Linked DNA regions of Homo sapiens: region 2 is linked to region 1. A link is an interaction called in ENCODE POLR2A ChIA-PET data of the cell type or tissue named here. Cell type or tissue: Caco-2. All regions are shown on one strand. Each heading gives the region's core, and the rest is flanking DNA. Links, peaks and the distances in the headings are about the cores only.

What was found. ChIA-PET counts read pairs that join two places held together with the same protein. Peaks named below come from ENCODE experiments on the same cell type or tissue, not always from the same donor. Only the 100,000 strongest peaks of a DNase experiment are listed, where the experiment ranks them.
Region 2: POLR2A ChIA-PET joins it to region 1 with 12 read pairs; 2 of 35 experiments call an interaction of 5 or more read pairs at or near these places.

What each region holds. Positions count from the first base shown.
Region 1 is chr7:338,531-348,401 of GRCh38, reverse strand. It overlaps LOC124901809 (a long non-coding RNA gene), which reads left to right. Exons shown (of 2, transcript XR_007060633.1): 1 at 1-217; 2 at 3,263-3,541. Among named protein-coding and RNA genes, the nearest start is that of FOXL3-OT1, 52 kb to the right of the region's middle. RefSeq lists an enhancer at 4,180-4,809. In Caco-2, for the core only: no CTCF peak of the experiment used is centred there; DNase peaks (open chromatin) are centred at 5,031, 5,454 and 6,251.
Region 2 is chr7:789,903-799,773 of GRCh38, reverse strand. It overlaps LOC124901567 (a long non-coding RNA gene), which reads right to left. Exons shown (of 2, transcript XR_007060175.1): 2 at 1,955-2,671. Among named protein-coding and RNA genes, the nearest start is that of SUN1, 38 kb to the left of the region's middle. RefSeq lists an enhancer at 1,685-2,185. In Caco-2, for the core only: no CTCF peak of the experiment used is centred there; no DNase peak of the experiment used is centred there.

The DNA.
Region 1 (9,871 bases), core at 2,850-7,849:
GGGACCCCCAGCAGGGACTGGAGGGATTCTGAGCCCCCCGGAGCTGCTGGTGGTCCTGAGGTGCCACGGACGTGAGTGCCCAGGCCTGCACGGGGCCCCTCGGTCTTTGGACCCTGGCACTGTTGGACAGATCTCCCCGCAGGCTGCCCAGCGCTTGCAAGCGACAAGGCAAAGAGCCGGAGAGAGAAACCGAGGAGGAACACCTGCCTCTGCCCTGGTAATTAATTCAGGTTAAATTAAAAAGGGACTGGCGTGCCCACAGACACAGCAGGGAGAGGAAATTGGTTTTCTCCAGCCCAGCAAGAGAGATGTTGCTGTGAGATGTCCCTCCCTCCGCTTGTGGCCCTGCCCCCAGACGCCCGGTGGGGGCCTCTGTGTTCTGGGTGCTGTCTTCCACCTTCTCAGGAATGGCTCAGACCTGGGATGGAGCTGGGGCCCCTCAGCTGCCCCATGCACCCTGGGGCTGGAGCTCTGTCGAGGCAATAGTGGACATGGGATTGGTGGCAGGGACCCTGAACCCCGTCCCCGCGGCCTGGGGTCAACGAGAAGGTCGTGGTGAGGAGCGGAGGGGGGCTGGGGGGTCAGGAGCCTCCCTTCCCGCGCTACTCAGCGGGGACTGTGGGGCAGGCTGGTGGAATGCAACCCACAGGGCAGGGTTTTCCATGGCTGGGAGGCCCCTCAGGGCTTGTGGGCAGCTTCCCAAGGGGCAGAAGCGAGCGCAACTGCTGTTCCCAAGTGCGGGAAGATTCCGGGAGGGCAGGGCCGTTGGTTCTGCTCTGAACCAGTCAAGGTGAGTTCAGGGCAGCAATGGCGGAGAGGTCAGCAATGGCGGAGGGGTCAGCGACAGAGGAGAGGTCAGCGTTGGCGGAGAGGTCAGCAATGGCAGATAGGTCACCATTGGTGGAAGGGTCAGCAATGGCGGAGGGGGTCAGTGTTGGTGGAGGTCAGCATTGGTGGAGGGGTCAGTGATGGCAAAGGGGTCAGCGTTGGCGTCGTTCCCTTCTGCAAATTGTTGGCCACATCTTTGGCCCGAGGGAAGGACTACCTGGAAGCGTCTTGGGGTGATCCCTACAGCCCGCCGAGGCCCTGCCCTGACCCCTGGGCAGAGCTTGATGTTGTCCACCAAGGAGGAACCTCAGTCTCCAAGGGCAAGAACGTGTGTCCAGGGATCAGGCAAGAGCTGGGGTCGCCCGGCCCGTCTCACTCAGAGCATGTGTCTGCTTGTGGACCAGGGAGATGTCTAGACACCCTGGGGGGACTCCCGCTCCACTAGCTTCAGAGGCCCACCCTAGAGGGTGTTTCTGGGAGGGACAGGAGGGTTTATGGGAGGGGCGGTGGCCTTGGCCATATGGTCTTCCCCACTGGTTCCCAGGGTGACCACGTGGCCACCCCCTGCCTCCCGCCCACACCCCCTTGTCACTGGGGTGTTTGTCTGAGTCTTGAGGCCCAAAGCACGCCCACCGCTGCACATCCGATGCCAGAGGCCGCCCTGGGCAGCAGCGGTGTTTGTCGGCATGAGAGCCCCAGGTGGCAGCGGTGGTTGTTGGCGCGTGAGCCCCGGGTGGCGGCGGTGGTGGTTGGCGTGTGAGCCCCGGGTGGCGGTGGTGTTTGTTGGCGTGTGAGCCCCGGGCGGCGGCAGTGGTGGTTGGCGTGTGAGCCCCGGGCGGCGGCGGTGGTGGTTGGCGTGTGACCCCGGGTGGCAGTGGTGTTTGTTGGCGTGTGAGCCCCGGGCGGCGGCGGTGGTGGTTGGCGTGTGAGCCCCGGGCGGCGGCGGTGTTTGTTGGCGCGTGAGCCCCGGGCGGCGGCGGTGGTGGTTGGCGTGTGAGCCCCGGGCGGCTGCGGTGGTGGTTGGCGTGTGACCCCGGGTGGCAGCGGTGGTGGTTGGCGTGAGACACAACCTCATCACTTCCAGGCTGGGGGCTCTTGACCTCATGGTGTGTTTTTGAGGGTTCTCCACAGAAACAGACCAACAGGAGGCAGAGGTATAGGGATGTCCCGTGAGGACCAGGCTCATCGACTAAGGAGGCCAAGGCGTCCCACCACCTGCGTCTGCAGGCTGGAGACCCAGGGAGCCTGTACAGTGCGTTCCGGTCGAGCCTGAAAGCCTGAAACCGCGGGAGCCGATGGAGTGAGCCCCGTCCTAGGGCAGGAGAGGAGGAGGAGGAGATGAGATGATCCCGTTCAGGCAGGCAGAGTGCAAACCAGCCTCACTCAGGGCTGGAGTGGTGCCCGTGTACACTGGGGAGGCATCTTCGCTCATTTTCAGTTCGAATGCCAAGCTCTTCCGGAAGCACCCCCTCAGACACCCCTGAAATAATGCTTAGGCGGATACTAGGCACCCGTGACCCAGTCAAGGGGACACAAATCATGCATCCTGTGGAGCTTGGAGGCTGTCCCGCTCACACCCTGCCCACCCTGACCATCTGTCTCTTCTTTCCTGCGCCCCTCTGCCTCCCCCTCTCCCTCTTCTCCTGTCTCTCTCTTTTCTCAGTCACATAAAATAGCTCACGATTTTCTCCAGGATTCACTGAAAACAAACCAAAACAACAAAACCAAGACAAAACAACACGAAAACCCCACAAAATATCAGCCTTTCATATAATTCATTTTTTTTTCTTTTGTTTTTTGAGATGGAGTCTCGCTCTGTCGCCCAGGCTGCAGTGCAATGACATGATCTCGGCTCACTGCAAGCTCCGCCTCCCGTGTTCACACCATTCTCCCGCCTCAGCCTCCCGAGTAGCTGGGACTACAGGCGCCCGCCACCACGCCCAGCTAATTTTTTTGTATTTTTAGTAGAGATGGGGTTTCACTGTGTTAGCCAGGATGGTCTCAATCTCCTGACCTCGTGATCCTCCCACCTTGGCCTCCCAAAGTGCTGGGATTACAGGCGTGAGCCACCACGCCCGGCTAATTTTTTGTATTTTTAGTAGAGACGGGGTTTCACCGTGTTAGCCAGGATGGTCTGTGTGGTGGCTCACGCCTGTAATCCCAGCACTTTGGGAGGCCGAGGTGGGTGGATCACGAGCTCAGGAGATCACATAATTCTCTAAGAAGTAAAAAAAACAGCAGAAATCGTCCATACAGAGTAATCGTTACCCACTAACATATCCACAGCCAATTTTCCTTTGGGCTAGAGGGAAAGAATTTTGCAACATTTGACCTCCCAAAAAGTGGATGTTGATTCCACAAAGATGGGGATGTTGAGGAGTGAGTGGGGAGAGGCCTGCATCTGCCCCAGCGACTGATCTCACCCTGTCCACAGGTTCCCAAAGGACCCCCGTGTGAGAAGCCGTGATCATGAACACGGATACAAAGAACTCAGAGTAAATCATAATTTTGTTGTAAAACGGAAATGGAAGAAAAATGAGCTCTGTGAACATAATTTCAGGCAAATGAAAAATTGATTGGAAACGGACTTCAAGGTTAGACCATTGGTCCAGGATTCATGACACCGGATCGATAGTGTTTGCTCTGGAAAATACCTTTTCACTGAACATCCACGAACAAAGGCAAGGTTATAATAAAGCTTTTGGAATTCAAATTGTTACCAGGGTCAGCACGCTCTCACTCTGCACACGCACACATACGCGCTCAGACACACGTGCACACACGAGCACGCACCTGCATACACGCTCCCTGCCTGGGGCCAGCTGAGCTCTCCTGCCCTGCCTGGAACGTGCCTCTCCTTCATGGAAACAGGGAGGACCTGGGGTCACACGGCTGAGCCCACACTCCAGCTCTTGCTGCTCTGTGGCCCAGGTCTTTGCTTGGTCTTGAACGGGGTTCCCAGGTCCTGATCTGTGCTTCCCGACTTCCTCTGTGTGAGCCCAATAATCTACACTCCCCTGGAATGTGTCCGTTCGAAGGAAGATCCCACTGGCGTGTGCGTGGAGTCCTCCACCACAGGTGAGGAGCACCTGGCACCTGGGACTGGGTTCAGCCACTGTCCCGCCGCTGTCCTGTCCTGTGGCCGCTGTGGGGGCGACTCTGGCCCTCCCCATCTCCCCTGTTAGTGGCCCCCAGGGCCCTCAGCCTCCCTCTCCTCCTGCTCCCTCTCCCAGTTGCCAACTCCCAGCCTGGCCCAGAAGACCACCTGCCCCCCATGTCGGAGAAGTTGCCGCAGACCTGACCTGCCAGGGCAGGGGTTAGACTCCCCGCCCCACCCAGCCAGGGCGTCTTTTCTGCCCGCGGGTGGGTGCAAGCAGGCTCCCCCCAGCCACTCGGCTTCTGCAGGGCTGAGCTTCACTGCCCTGGACAAGAATGGACAAGAACCGGACCGAGGCCGCCCATGGACAGCCAGCCAGCCAGGCTCCGCTCGGCCTCTGACCCACCGCCTGGCTTGGGCACCACGGCTCCTCTCTGCCAGTGGCTGGGGGGCGGCCTGGGCATCCCCATGAGCACAGACTCCTCGGAATCCTGAGAGGCCCTCCCCTCCCCTTCCCTCCCCTGCCCAGTCACACCCAGTTCTTTCAGCAGGGGAGCTGGGGGACACTGACTTCAACATGGGCCTGGGTTTGGAGGAGCTTGTCCCTCTCATGCTCCTCATATGCCCAGTGAAGCCTCAGCCAGGGACAGGCACGGAGCCCTTCCCGGCCTCATGGCGCTTCCTGAAGTCGGAATGTGCGTCTTCAAGCTGTTACCGCATCCCCCTTGCCTGTGAGGAACCCCACAGTGCTGTACGGCCCCGGGCTTCAGGGCACGCCGCCCTTTGTCCGCTAACTAGTGTGGTTGTGTGGTTCTCTGAATAGCCTGCATGTCACGTTTGACCCTCAGCGTGTGCAGCTCCAGCGTGTGCAGCTCCAGCGTGTGCAGCTCGGGGACAGGGTTTGCCTCCTTCACTGCTGGGTCCTCTGGTCTCACGGTGCTGGGTTCCAGGCACGGGAACCCCCAGAAACCTCGAGGTCTGGCCTGGTCTGGCAGGCGGGGCCTCCAGGGAGCCAAGAAACGGGGCCTCCCTGCCCCGGACTGCCCAGAAATGATTAACGCGGGAGGCTCTGGAGGCTTTGTTTCTCCTGGGCTGGGATGGGGGTGCGGGTGGCCGGGGGTCACGGCCCGGGCGAGCGCCTGTCTTATCTCTCCCAGGCCTCTCTGGTTTCAGCCTCGTATTTGTTCTGACATTAGGTGGGCGTTATCTCCAATTCGTGGCTTCTCGATACAACCCCAGATGCTGCTGGGAGTTTCTCTGGGGTTCTGGGGCCCTCTGGGGCTGGTTGAGAGGGGACTCACTGCCCACGAGGGGCTTCACCCCTCCCCAGAGCCTGAGCTCCAGAGGCCTGAGAGACGCCACCGCCTGCAGGTGCCACGGGGCTCTGTTTTCTTATTTCTGCTTCTTTCTTTTAAAAAGGGTGCGGTTTCCTCCGCTAGAGCAGGGACCCATCCGTGGTGGTTCAGAGTGTTGGCTCTTGTCTGGTGGCCAAGGGCTGCCCTGCTCCGGCCTCTGGGATGCACTTGTGGACTGGGCCTGATTTGGCCATTGGAGTCTGGGTCTTCCGCTGCGCTTGGGGCCTGCATGTTGAGCTTCTGTCCTGGAGAGGTGTGGACAGAGCCACCAAAGGCCAAGGGCCCAGCAAGGGCTCTTCCTACCCAGGCTGAGGCCTGCAGCCTGGACCCCACCTCTTCCTGCTCCAGGGCCTCCTTCCTGACCCCCTGGCTCTGCTCCCCTCATCTGGCCACCCCAGAGGCCCTTCCTGTCAGCTCACTAGGCCCTCAGGAGGGTAAAAATCCAAAATGAGTGGAGACGGGGGCTCGATACCCACAGCCAGGAGCACAGTGGGTCAGAAACACGGCAGGTGTCATCAGAAGTCTGATTAGATTCTCCGTGGAGCTGGAAATGCAAATATTGATAGAAGTCGGAAGACTTAGTGATCTCTGGTCAGATATGATGTCACCTCGAACACCTGTTTCTGGACAGAGTTTCGAGAACATGTGACGTGTGTCACACGCTGGCACTGCCAAGGGAGGCTGATAGTGTAATCGCCGCAAGGTTACTGGCCGGGGCCCGAGGGATAAGGAGGGCAACATGTGGCCCGGGCAGGCTGTTTGCTGAGCTGCCAGCACCAACCGCTGGGGCCTGGCCTGCAGGACTCACCAAACCCTGCCATCCCGGTCTGGCCAGGCCTGGCCAGCAGACATGTGCCAAACAGTGAGCTGTTCTCCGGCCCCCGGAACTTATCTTGAGTCAATAGAAATGCTGGGCAGTTATAGAGGCTATTAACAGGGGCCAGGAGACAAGGGCTGCATTCAGGCCCGCAGCCTGGTTTCCAATGAGCTCAGCTGCTCCACAGCTGGGGCCAGGGACAGACTCACACCCCCACCGGCCAGGCCTGTCTTCCCCACTGGTAAACAAGGGGGCGGGAGACAGGGGACAAGGGACAGGGCGCTGAGTGCCTGGGAGCTGGACACACAGCCACATCGAGGGGCCCGAGAAAGTCCTCACGCCCCAGCAGGTGTGGCAGCAGTCAGGGTGCACGGGACCTGCCCACACAGGTGCAGGTGAACTAGGAGGTGGCGCGTGGCCATTTCCTCCTTTTGCAGGACAGACCAGGACGTGGCTGATAACACCTGCCCCGGCAAGACAGGGTTTCTAGAAAAACATGCTTGATGGTCAGAAAAAGTTTGGAGTCATTGAAGTGAGCAGGGGTAGTGGGAACCTACACACCGGATCCCAGTATCTCTGGAGTGTTGAGGGCTGCTGGGGACCCTTGCTGTCAGAAACATGCCTGGTGTGGACCCGTGAGCAGAAGGAAATGTCGTCCTTACTGCTGCATTCTGTCCTGTCTCCTCGGGCAGCTCTGGACCAGATGAAGACCACTAGGGTCAGGCGTGGATGCCGGGGGACAAGCGTGGATGCCGGGGGAGAATTTGTCCGTTGATTTGGCCACACAGGCCGGTGCTTCTCACACATTGTCAAATGCAGGAATCGCCTGAGGGTCTTGTGATTTAGGAGGTCGGGGCGGAGCCCTGTGATGCTGGAGCTGCAGGCCCAGGAACCCCACTTCGACTACCCAGGCTGGAGACGACGCTGGTGTGGGGGAATTGTCACCTCTGAAGAAACAATGTTTCCATTAAGCAGTGCTCGGTTTGCCCTGAAGAGTCCAGGGTGGTGAGAGATGACAATTTGAGGGGACGCCCCTCTGGAGTGGGGGGGTGGGAGAGCTCACGTGGAAGAGGCACCCACGCAGGCCGGAAAACATGGAGACCCTCAGGTTATACAGTTACCCAGGCCCCTCAACAGCATGGCTCCTTCCGCCCGCACACTCCTGCCCTGCAGTGTGAACCGGGGATGCATTTTAGCACAGAGCCTTCCCTAGAGCCTGCGGCTGGAAAGTCCCTGCACCGGATCGGACGGTATCCCCTCAAAATTCGTGCCCACCCAAACCCTCGAATGTGACCTTTGGAAACAGGGTCTTCGCAGATGTAATTAGCTGAGGACCTCAAGCTGGAATCCTCTTGGATGTCCAGTGGGCCGTAAATCAAATGACAAGTGTCCTTATCAGAAGAGGAGAACAGAGAGAAGCGGGCCACAGAGACATGGAGACAGAGATCCGAGTGGCATGGCCAGAAGACAAGGAGTGGCAAGGACCGCGGCCAGCACCGGAGGCGGGAGGGGCCTGGAGCCGACGCTCCCTCGTGGCCCTCAGGGGGACCCACCCTGCCGGCCTCCTCAGTTCAGACGCCCTTCTGTTGCGTTAAGCCCTGCTGTGCACGGTAATGTATTCCGATGAGATGCCCAGGAGCCTCACACAGCCTTTTCCCTGTTCCTCAGTAACCCTCGGGCAAGGTCGCTATCATATTCCTGTGCATGGCACACTCACTGCACCCTCCCGTGTGCCGCGTAGAGGGGTGCCACACAGATGGTGCCGTTCCTCCCTCAGAGGGATTTGTTGCTTTAATAGACACTAAGCCTACTGACCCACGGCCCCTTGGGTCCCCTTTCAGTCCACTTGCAGGTGCATCGGACGGCTCCCGTGCACCCTGACTGACGCCTCTCTCAGGTCCCTGTATGCCACTGCAGCTTCGCATAGGGGGCTGGAAACGTTTTCAGCCTCACTCAGGACAGCCCCAAAGTGCCAGGTGTTATTGTTTCCAGGGGCAACCTCAGGCCAGTGACAGATGCCAGTCCTGGAGATGCCCCGGGATTCCTGTCCCTCCATAGGGTGGCGTCGAGGTGTGTTTCACAACAGCTCCTCAGGGGTTGCCAGCACGGTGGAGCCCCAGCTGCCTGCAGCAGAACCTGCTCCTCTGTGGGTCTTCAACCCACACCTTCCCTGTGCTTCTGAGACCACCTCCCAAAGCACATCCTCCACCGAACCGTTGCCTTAAGTCCTGATTTTGGCAAATCCAAAGTGAGACCCGTGCTGGGATCCAATTGCTCTCCTGCTTAGGCCAGTCCTTTAGGAGAGGATGTCACAAGGTAGCCAGAGGCTGGGTCTTGGGGCTTCCTCCGAGGCCCCTGTGGGAAGATGGCAGGCCCCAAATGGTGGCCGCCTCCAGGAATTTCCCAGTGCTGTGAGGGAGGCATGTGGTCTGTTTCCTACGGAGCTTGGAGCAGCCTGGGGATGGAGGGCCGCCTCTGGGGAGGAGGGGCTGGTATGGGCTTTGGCCATCCAAGCCCCCAGTGAATGATTTCTGGGCACTGAGTGTGTGCTGGGCAAGGTGCTGGGATGCACTGGGGGTGCACCAGTGAGAGGGGAGTGGAGTATAATGGGGAAAAGGCACCTGGTTCCATCTGGGAATGTTCTGGCTGGGCAGAAGGATCTGGAGGCTAAGGCTTGAAGCTGGGAGTTTAAGACCAGCCTGTGCAACATAGCAAGACCTGGTCTCTACAAAACATTTAAAAATTAGCTGGGTGTGGCAGCGTGCACTTGTAGTCCCACCTACTTGGGAGGCTGAGGGCGGAGGATCCCTTGAGCCCACGAGGTCAAGTCCGCAGTGAACTATGATCACGCCACTGCACTCTAGCCTGGGTGACTGAGCAAGACCCTGTCGCAAAAAAAGAAAAAAAATTAAGAAAGAAAGGAGATTCTGCTGAAAGCTAAGTTTCTCTGGAAGATGGACTGACTAAGAGAGAAACTGAAGCTTGGGCTTTGGGAGGTCACAGAGGGAACAGGACTTCAGTCCAGGGTGTGTCCAGGGCCCACAGTAGCGGCAAGGATGATGGTTGCTGAGTGTTTCCTGTGTCCCCCAGGGTGCATCTCACTTTTAAACCCTCCCAACGAGCCTGGAGCCCTCTCCTGCAGTGGAGGTAACTAAGGCTGAGAGCACAGGAGGGGCTTGTCTGGGCCATGCACAGCAACCTGCCGTGCTAGAGCTGCTGGGTGCATGGCTCCCACCAGCAGCACCTGGAGGCCTCCAGCAGAGCTGCCCATCCTGCCCTTAGGACACCGGCAGCCAGGACGTGCCCTGGACGCTGCCATCCTCGTCGCACAGAGCGGGGCTCTTGGGGGTCCTGCACGGAGTCCTGCCTGCCCTAGACCTGGGAAGGTATGGAGGAGAGTGAGCGATCCAGCTCTCCCACCCCCGGCTCTGATGCTCTGGGAAATCCGCTCATCTTTGCAGCCTCAGTCTCCCCATCTGTGAAAGGGGCTAGCAGTTCTCTCAGAGCGGGTCGCTATGAGGGAGCCATCACCAACGTTGCTGTCCAGCCAGGCACCTGTGGAGGCCCACGGAACCCACCCGCTGCTGTGAAAATTGGCACAGGCAGACACCCTTGCAAGAGAGCGGGGTACCGGGTTGGGGGTCGGTGAGCCTCACAGGGTCTCCTGGCCCCACAGCTCTGTCCAGAGTGAAGGTCGTTGCCCAGACAGCCGGCAGGAGGGCTTTGGCTGGCCTGGTGTCCACTGAGCACTCCAGGCCCACGGGATTAGTCTGA
Region 2 (9,871 bases), core at 2,164-7,163, 450 kb before region 1:
TATCCTGACCTCATGATCCGCCCGCCTCAGCCTCCCAAAGTGCTGGGATTACAGGTGTGAGCCACCACGCCCAGCCCTAAAGTTATTTCAATAAAGAATTTAAAATATATGGCCAGCCGTGGTGGCTCATGCCTGTAACTCCAGCACTTTGGGAGGCCAAGGCGGGAGGATCACTTGAGGTTAGAAGTTCGAGATCAGCCTGGACAACATGGCAAAACCCTGTCTCTACTAAATGCTGGGATTACAGGCATGAGCCACTGTACCTGGCCAATAATAAAATAATTCTACAACTTTGAAAATGTAAAGTCAGTCGGAGCCCTGAGCTTGTTTTCCTGCAACTAGATGGTCCCATCTGTGGGTGATGGGAGACAATGACAGATCATCAGGCATTAGATTCTCATAAGGAGTGTGAAACCTAATCCCTCTCATGCACAGTTCACAATGGGGTTCATGCTTCTGTGAGAACTGAATGCTGATGCTGATCTGACAAAGTGGAGCTCAGGCGGTAACGTCAGCGATGGGAGCGGCTGTAAATACAAATGAAGCTTTACTGGCTGGCCCGCTGCTCACCTCTGGCTATGTGGCCTGGTTCCTAACAGGCCACATTCTGTGGCCCGGGGGTTGGGGACCCCTGCTGTAAACGACGGTCTTGGTGTGGTCAGGAGCAGAGGCCCCTGGGAGCTGGTGCTCCACCTCCTTCAAGGTGCCGGACCTCAGCGGGGCCTGTGCTCTATCCACAAGCCTGCTTGCTTCTGGGTCCCGATTTTGTCTGTTAGTGCTTGTCTTCTTGTTGGAAGCCATCTCTTCCCTGGTGGGATGAATGAGCTATTAACAAATTATTTATTTATTTATTTAATTTTTTTTGGAGATGGAGTCTCGCTCTGTCGCCCAGGCTGGAGTGCAGTGGCACCATCTCAGCTCTCTGCAACCTCCGCCTCCCTGGTTCAAGCGACTCTCCTGCCTCAGCCTCCCAAGTAGCTGGGATTACAGGTGCGCACCACCACGAGCAGCTCATTTTTTTATATTTTTAGTAGAGATGGGGTTTCACCATGTTGGCCAGGCTGGTTTCGAACTCCTGACCTCAAGTGATCCACCCATCTCAGCCTCCCAAAGTGCTAGGATTACAACGTGAGCCACTGCATCTGGCTATATTTACTAGAGACAGGGTTTCACCATGTTGGCCAGGCTGGTCTCAAACTCCTGACCTCAAATGATCTGCCTGCCTCAGCCTCTCAAAATGCTCGGATTACAGGCATGAGCCCCTGCACATGGCCCCTTTGTTCCATTCTTTTATTTATTTATTTTAATTTTATTTTTTTAAGACAGAGTCTCGCTCTGTCGCCGAAGCTGGAGTGCAGTGGCGTGATCTCAGCTCACTGCAACCTCCTCCTTCCGAGTGCAAGCAATTCTCCTGCCTCAGCCTCCCAAGTAGCTGTGACTACAGGTGCACGCCACCATACCTGGCTAATTTGTTGTATTTTAGTAGAGATGGAGCTGCATCGTGTTGCCCAGGCTGGTCTCAAACCCCTGAGCTCAGGCAATCTGCCCACCTCGGCCTCCCAAAGTGCTAGGATTACAGGCATGAGCCACTGTGCCTGGCCATCGCATACTGTAAATAAACATTCAGACATGCAGAGGCTGCTAGCCTGGAGCACCTGTCAGTGACGGCAAGTCTTCCAGTCTGGACGGGCACAAAGTGGCTGTTATGTGAGCACATCCCTGGAGGGGCGGGATCCATGGGTGGTGAACACGGGGCCGTGCTCCCAGCCCTGCCCCGGGAGGGAAAGAATCTGGGCTGGAAGGTTTCCTGGGCCGCAGGCAGATGGAGGAACCCCGCGGCCCTGTGCTGGCTGCATTCTCACTGGTCTTCTGACGGGACGCCCTCGCCTGTCCAGGTGGTTCACTGTCATACTGCAGCAGGATGAGCCGCAGACAAAACTTTTCAGACACTGGATTCAAGAAGGAAGAGGTTTTTATTCGGCCGGGAGCGTCGGCAGACTTGCGTTTTAAGAGCTGAGCTCCTCGAAAAAGAAATTCTTGGCCTTTTTAAAGGGTTACAACTTTAAGGGGTCCACGTGAAAGAGTCGTGATACATCAAGCAAGCGTGGGAAACGTGACTGGGGGCAGCATCATCAGCTAACAGAACAGAAAGTCTTACAATGCTTTTTTCATAGTGCCTGGAATTTACAGATAACACAAGTAGTTTAGCTCAGGGGTTGATGTTATTATTATTACTTTTTTTAACTCCTAGGGCTGGGTGGTGGTGCCAAGGTTGTCTGGCTATTTATCTTACTTTTGTTTTTTTTTCTAACTTTTTGCTTCTTCTCTCCTCCTGTCTTGTGAACTAGGCAAGGTGCAGGGAGGAGGGCAGCAGGGGTAGTAGCGGTCTCCTTCCGTATCCCCCACTTTGAGAATTTTCACTAAGTAGTGGGAGTTCTCACTTTTATTTCTACTTTTTGAGTCTTTTTGTGAGACAGAGTGATCGTGTTTTATGTAATACACTTGCTCCTTCAAAACATGACATCCAGAGTGGATCATCTGAAACTCCTTCTTCCTCTTTGAGAAGAAAATAACAACTGAGGTCCCCAGTTCACTCTGCCAGAAGGAAAACATTAAGCTGAAAGCGGGGCCAAGTGAGAAACTGCCTTTCCTTTTGCTCCTCAGCAGGGTGCTACAGATAAAAGGTTAAACATCATTTATGCAGCCAAAAAACACATGAAAACATGCTCACCATCACTGGCCATCAGAGAAATGCAAATCAAAACCACAGTGAGATACCATCTCACACCAGTTAGAATGGCGATCATTAAAAAGTCAGGAAACAACAGGTGCTGGAGAGGATGTGGAGAAATAGGACACTTTCACACTGTTGGTGAGACTGTAAACTAGTTCAACCATTGTGGAAGTCGGTGTGGCGATTCCTCAGGGATCTAGAACTAGAAATACCATTTGACCCAGCCATCCCATTACTGGGTATATACCCAAAGGATTATAAATCATGCTGCTATAAAGACACATGCACACGTATGTTTACTGCAGCACTATTCACAATAGCAAAGACTTGGAACCAACCCAAATGTCCAACAACGATAGACTGGATTAAGAAAATGTGGCACATATACACCATGGAATACTATGCAGCCATAAAAAATGATGAGTTCATGTCCTTTGTAGGAACATGGATGAAACTGGAAATCATCATTCTCAGCAAACTATCGCAAGGACAAAAAAACCAAACACCGCATGTTCTCACTCATAGGTGGGAATTGAACAATGAGAACACACGGACACAGGAAGGGGAACATCACACTCTGAGGACTGTTGTGGGGTCGGGGGAGGGGGGAGGGATAGCATTAGGAGATATACCTAATGTTAAATGACGAGTTAATGGGTGCAGCACACCAACATGGCACATGTATACATATGTAACTAACCTGCACATTGTGCACATGTACCCTAAAACTTAAAGTATAATAATAATAAAAAAATAAATAAATAAAATTAAAAAAAGTTTAAATATCCACGGGTAAGGCATTCCAGGTTCACCTTCTCTTTTGTAAAGAGTGGATTTTTGGAGCACCGGCTCTTCCCCTGCCTGTTCCTTTTCTCTTGAAACTTGAGGATTCAACAATGTGACCACACCGTCCCTGTTTCCCCTCCAGCCCACTTTCCTCCTTTAAATACTGAAGGCCTAAAAGTCTTTTTTTTTTTTTTTTTTTTTCGGAGACAGAGTCTCACTCTGTCACCCAGGCTGCAGTGCAGTGGCGCGATCTCGGCTCACTGCAACCTCCACCTCCTGGGTTCAAGCGATTCTCCTGCCTCAGCCTCCCGAGTAGCTGGGACTACAGGTGCCCGCCACCACGCCCAGCTAATTTTTTTCTATTTTTAGTAGAGATGGGGTTTCACCATGTAGGTCAGGATGGTCTCGATCTCTTGACCTCGTGATCCACCCGCCTCGGCCTCCCAAAGTGCTGGGATTACAGGCGTGAGCCACCGCGCCCGGCCATGAATTTACCTAAATATTGGAGTAGTGTGCGCTGTGAGTCCGTGTGTGATGGGATCCCACTGCCTCACTGGACATTGTCTGAATTGACTTTCACTTAGAGCATGTTTATAAAGGGTAATTAAAATGTGCTAATCGGAAGCTGTATTAAAACTCACTGGCGATTGCAGCAACTGTTCAGCTTAGAATTTAGAGCAACAAAAGGTTTTTTTTAGGCGAGTGTTTTCTCACTGATATTGTACAGAAGGGTGACGCATGGTGTTAATAAAAGGCAGCGGGACTTTTAATTGGTGATGACTGTTTCTCAGTTCCCAGCACTCCCAGGCCTCTCGGGTCCTGCCAGCATGAGGCAGAGGGCGACGAGCCCACCCCTCAGGTGCGCCCACCCCTCAGGTGCACCCACCCCTCAGGCTGGCTCTGTGGGAGACCCCACCCTTGTCCTCTGCAGATTAGACAGACTCTGTGGGTGTGGACCCTGCCCTGCCCAGGTCCAGGTTAGATTCTGCGGGTGTGGACCCTCCCAGGCTCTGGTCCAGGTTAGAGTCTGCGGGTGTGGACCCTTCCCCTGCCCGGGTCCAGGTTAGAGTCCCTGGGTTTAGGCCCTGCCCCAGTCCAGGTTAGATTCTGTGGGTGTGGATGGACCCTGCCCTGCCTGGGTCCAGGTTAGAGTCCGCGGGTGCGGACCCCGCCCTGCCCGGGTCCAGGTTACAGTCCGCGGGTGCGGACCCCGCCCTGCCCGGGTCCAGGTTACAGTCCAAGGGTGTGGACCCCGCCCTGCCCGGGTCCAGGTTACAGTCCGCGGGTGTGGACCCTGCCCTGCCCAGGTCCAGGTTACAGTCCGCGGGTGTGGACCCCACCTGGGTCCAGGTTACAGTCTGTGGGTGTGGACCCCGCCCTGCCCGGGTCCAGGTTACAGTCTGTGGGTGTGGACCCTGCCCTGGCAGCGCAGGCGGCTGGCGCTGTGCTTGTCCCGGGCCACGCCTCTGGAGGCCTTTGCGTGATGGTGCCACCCTCTGGGCTCCTCCTGCCCCCGGACCTGGATCCCTGCGGGGAACCCTTCCGCATCCCACATCTCTGTCCTGCATCCCGGGATGGAGCCCACAGGGACCCCAGGAAAAGGCCCCGTAAAGGATTGGGGGCTCAGAGACATCCCCTGGACCCGGATCCCTGCACTGCAGACTGGGCAACAGAGCAAGACTCTCGTCTCCAGAAAAAAAAAAAAAAGGAAAAGAAAAAAGAAAAGAAAACAAAATATAAGGAAACTAACGTAAGGATGACAGTGCCAGCAATGAGCTAGGAAGAGAACATGGAGACGCCTAATAATAGATTCTTCTGTCTACAGTTACCTTGTTGTCAGCCAAGAGTGAGCACTGCCTTGTCTCCTAAGTGACACTTTCCAAGACATTAAGAGAAGCGTTGAGTAAATGCCTAAACACAAATGAGCAGGTGCTTTTCCCCTTGGGGCAGGTTCTAGGCCTCAGGGTCCAGGCCAGCTCCTGGAGCCATCATTTGCTTGTAAGAAGAGTCACAGGAGAGCGGCACAGACCCTTGGGTACAACATCAAGGACATGCCGAGGTCAAAGGAAGAAGGCGGAGAGGGTGAGGCCTGCGTGGAGGCTGCAGCCTCCTCTCTGTGAAAGGCACTGCCTGAGACCTCTTAAAATGCTTTTAAAAGGCTGGGCGCGGTGGCTCACGCCTGTAATGCCAGCATTTTGGGAGGCCCAGGTGGGTGAATCATTTGAGGTCAGGAGTTTGAGACCAGCCTGGCCAATGTGGTGAAACCCCATCTCTACTAAAAATACAAAAATCATTTGGGCATGGTGGTGGGCGCCTGTAGCCCTAGCTACTTGGGAGGCTGAGGCAGGAGAATCACTTGAACCCAGGAGGGAGAGGTTGCAGTGAGCTGAGATTGCAGCACTGCCCTCCAGCCTGGGTGACAGAGCGAGACTCCGTCTCAAAACAACAACAAACCATGGTATTCATAGCCCACCAGCCTGAGTAACATCCAGGGATTGTTTCTCTCTCTGACATCAGATGGACAATGCTATTTATAGAATTCTGGGCTGGGCACGGTGGCTCATGCCTGTAATCCCAGCACGTTGGGAGGCCAAGGCGGGTGGATCACGAGGTCAGGAGTTCGAGACCAGCCTGACCAACATGGTGAAACTCCATCTCTACTAAACAAACAAACAAAAAATACAAAAATTAGCCAGGTGTGGTGGCATGCGCCTGTAATCCCAGCTACTCAGGAGGCTGAGGCAGGAGAATTGCTCGAACCCAGGAGGTGGAGGTAGCGGTGAGCCGAGATCGCACCACTGCACTCCAGCTTGGGTGACAGAGCGAGACTCTGTCTCAAAAAAAAAAAAGAAAAAAAATAGAATTCTGGAAAATGGGGAGAAGTCAGGAGAAATATTCTATCGCTGTAAGAACGTGGGGTACAGTGCAGTTTCGTTACATGCATAGATTGCATTCTGGATACTGGTCAAGTCAGGGCTGTTGGGGATCCATCGCCCGAATATCATATGTTGTACCCACTAAGTCATTTTACATCATCCACTCCCTTTTCTCCCTTCACCCTTCTGAGTCTCCACTGTCTATCATTCTCTATGTCCACGTGTTCACATTTTCTAGCACCCACTCATGAGTCAAAATATGTGGTATTTGACTTTCTGCACCTGGCTTGTTTCACTAAGATCATGGCCTCCAGTTCCATCTATGTTGCTGCAAAAGTCAGGATCTCGTTCTTTTTTTTGAGACGGAGTCTGGCTCTGTCACCCAGGCTGGAGTGCAGTGGCACGATCTCCACTCACTGCAAGCTCCGCCTCCCGGGTTCACGCCATTCTCCTGCCTCAGCCTCCCAAGTAGCTGGGACTACAGGCGCCCGCCACCACGCCCGGCTAATTTTTTTTTTGTATTTTTAGTAGAGACGGGGTTTCACCGTGTTAGCCAGGATGGTCTCTATCTCCTGACCTTGTGATCTGCCCGCCTCGGCCTCCCAAAGTGCTGGGATTACAGGCGTGAGCCACTGCGCCCGGCTGGTGTTTTATTTTTTTGTAGCTATTATAAGTGTGATTGCCTTGATTTCTTTGTCAACTAGATCATTATTAACGGACAGAAATACTACTGATCTGTGTATGTTGATTTTGTATTCTGCAGCTTAACTGCATTCATCCCATCTAAGAGCTTTTTGGAAGGTTTTCTAGATATATGATCATATCATCAGCAAATGGGGATAATTTGACTTATTTTCCAATTTAGATGCCTTTTATTTCTTTCTCTTGCCTGATTGCTCTGGCTAGGATGAAAGATTTATCTTTAAAGAAAATTTAACTAAGTTCTCAGGCTAGTGAGGAGACACCTGGTAGTGGAAAATCAAGTGCTCAGTAAAAGGGACACCGCCCGGCCTGCTCCCACCTGGAGAAGAGCCTCCAAGAGCACTCAGGCTGAGCCTGTGTCTTCCATGCTTAGCCAGGTGACTGTTTTTGAAGTGTGATTTTTTCATTATAAAAACTCATGCAGAATTCACACATACACAAGTAGAGAGAATAATATAATAAACATAAAGAGCCTCCATATAGTCATCATTGATTCGGTGATTTAAAAAGGAGTAGGCTGGGCACAGCGGCTCATGCCTGTCCTCCCAGCACTTTGGGAGGCTGAGTTAGGAGGTTCGTTTCAGCCGGAGAGTTCGAGACCAGTCTGGGCAACATAGTGAGAACTCGTCTCTACTAAAAATAAAAAATTAGCTGGGGGTGGTGGTGTGCATCTGTAGTCCCAGTTACTCCGGAGGCTGAGGCGGGAGGATCGCTTGAGCTTGGGAGGCTGGGGCTGCAGTGAGCTGTGAGGGCACCCTTGTGCTCCAGCCTGGGTGACAGAGTGAGACCCTGGCTCAGAGGAAAAAAGAAAGGACTATAGAACAGCTTTGCCTGTTCTCGAGTTCCATATAAATTATATGAGATACAGTCTTTCCTCACTGGCCTGGTGTCTGTGGGAGCTGTCTCCGTTGCAGTGTGCCCTGTCGTTCGACTACAGAATCGTATTCTGTTGTCTGGATAGACTGTAGTTTGTTTATACTGCAGATGGACTGTTGATGGACATTTGGGTTTTTTCCAATTTGAGGCTAGAATAAAGCTGCTATGAGCACTTGGCTACAAGTCTCTGCATTTTCATTTCTCAATAAGACAAGTTTTGTTTGTTTGCTTTGAGATGGGGTCTTGTTCTGTCACCCAGGCTGGAGTGCCATGATGCCATCAAGACCCACTGCAGCCTCCACTTTCAGGTTCAAGCAATCCTCCTGCCTCAGCCTCCCAAAGTGTTGCGATTACAGCCGTGGGCCACCACACCCTGCCCAAGACAACTTTCTGATAAAGCTTTTGCTTTGACATCCTGAACACCCTTCCCTGGGACAGGGGTTCGTGATACAGAAGAAACAAGTGTGCTGACTTGTGAGCCGAGAACAGCATCAGGTGTCAGTGAGGCTTCGATTACAGGTTAGTCTCAGCAGAGTTGTTTTTGACTGGGTAATAAATACGTGCACTAAAAGTAAATTCCATGGTACCGAGAGGAGTAAATTCCATGGAACCGAGAGGAGTAAATTCCATGGTACCAAGAGGTAAAGACTGGACTCTCACTCCAGTCCCTGGGGCACTCAGGTCCCTTCTCCAGAGGCCTCACTGTTCAACTGGTTTCTTTTGTCCCCTCCAGAAATTTTTTATGCCTAAGCAAAAGAAGCAGCTCCCTTTTTTTTTTTTCTTCAGACGGAGTCTCACTTTGTCGCCCAGGCTGGAGTGCAGTGGCAAGATCTCGGCTCACCACAACCTCCACCTCCCAGGTTCAAGCAATTCTCCTGCCTCAGCCTCCCGAGTAGCTGGGATTACAGGTATGCGCCACCACACCCAGCTAATTTTTGTAGTTTTAGTAGAGACGGGGTTTCACTATGTTGGCCAGGCTGGTCTCGAACTGCTGACCTCGTGATCTGCCCGCCTCGGCCTCACAAAGTGCTGGGATTTCAGGCGTGAACCACCGCACCCAGCCTGTGCTCCTTGTTTTTTAAAATTAACAATGTGTTTTGGAGATCATCCCATACTGATATAGAAGGCTGTCTTTGGCTACAAAAAGGTGAGTGTTTTTTCTTCAACCAACCAGCTCCCACCCTCCAGTAACCTCAGCTCTTCATTTAGGTCACAGAAAGGGGATTACAAAGGGAAGTAGAAATTGCCTTTGAATCACAGTGTAGGTAAGAACAAATAGATGAGTTGTTTTTATTTATTTTTTTGAGACAGAGTCTCACTCTGTCACCCAGGCTGGAGTGCAGTGGCGTGATCTCAGCTCACTGTAACGTCCGTCTCCTGGGTTCAAGCAATTCTCTCACCTCAGCTTACTGAGTAGCTTTGATACAAGCGCCCACCACCAGCCCCGGCTAATTTTTGTATTTTCAGTATAGATGAGGTTTCACTATCTTGGCCAGGCTGGTCTTGAACTCCTGACCTCAAGTGATCCACCAGCCTTTGGCTTCCCAAAGTGCTGGGATTACAGGCATAAGCAACCGTGCCTGGCCTATGACAAGAGCTTTTTGTTTGTTTGTTTGAGATGGGGTCTCGCACGATTGCCCAGGTTGGAGTGCAGTGGTGCAATCGTAGCTCACTACAGCCTCAACATCCTAGGCCCAGGAGATCCTCCCGCCTCTGCCTCCCGAGTAGCTGGAATTACAGGTATGCACCAACATGCCAGGTTAGTTTTTTTTTTTTTTTTTTCTGGAGAGACAGGGTCTCCTTATGATTCCCAAGCTGGGCTCAAGCGACCCTCCCACCTTGGCCTCCCAAAGTGCTGGGATTACAGGCGTGAGCCACTGTGCCTGGCAACAACAGC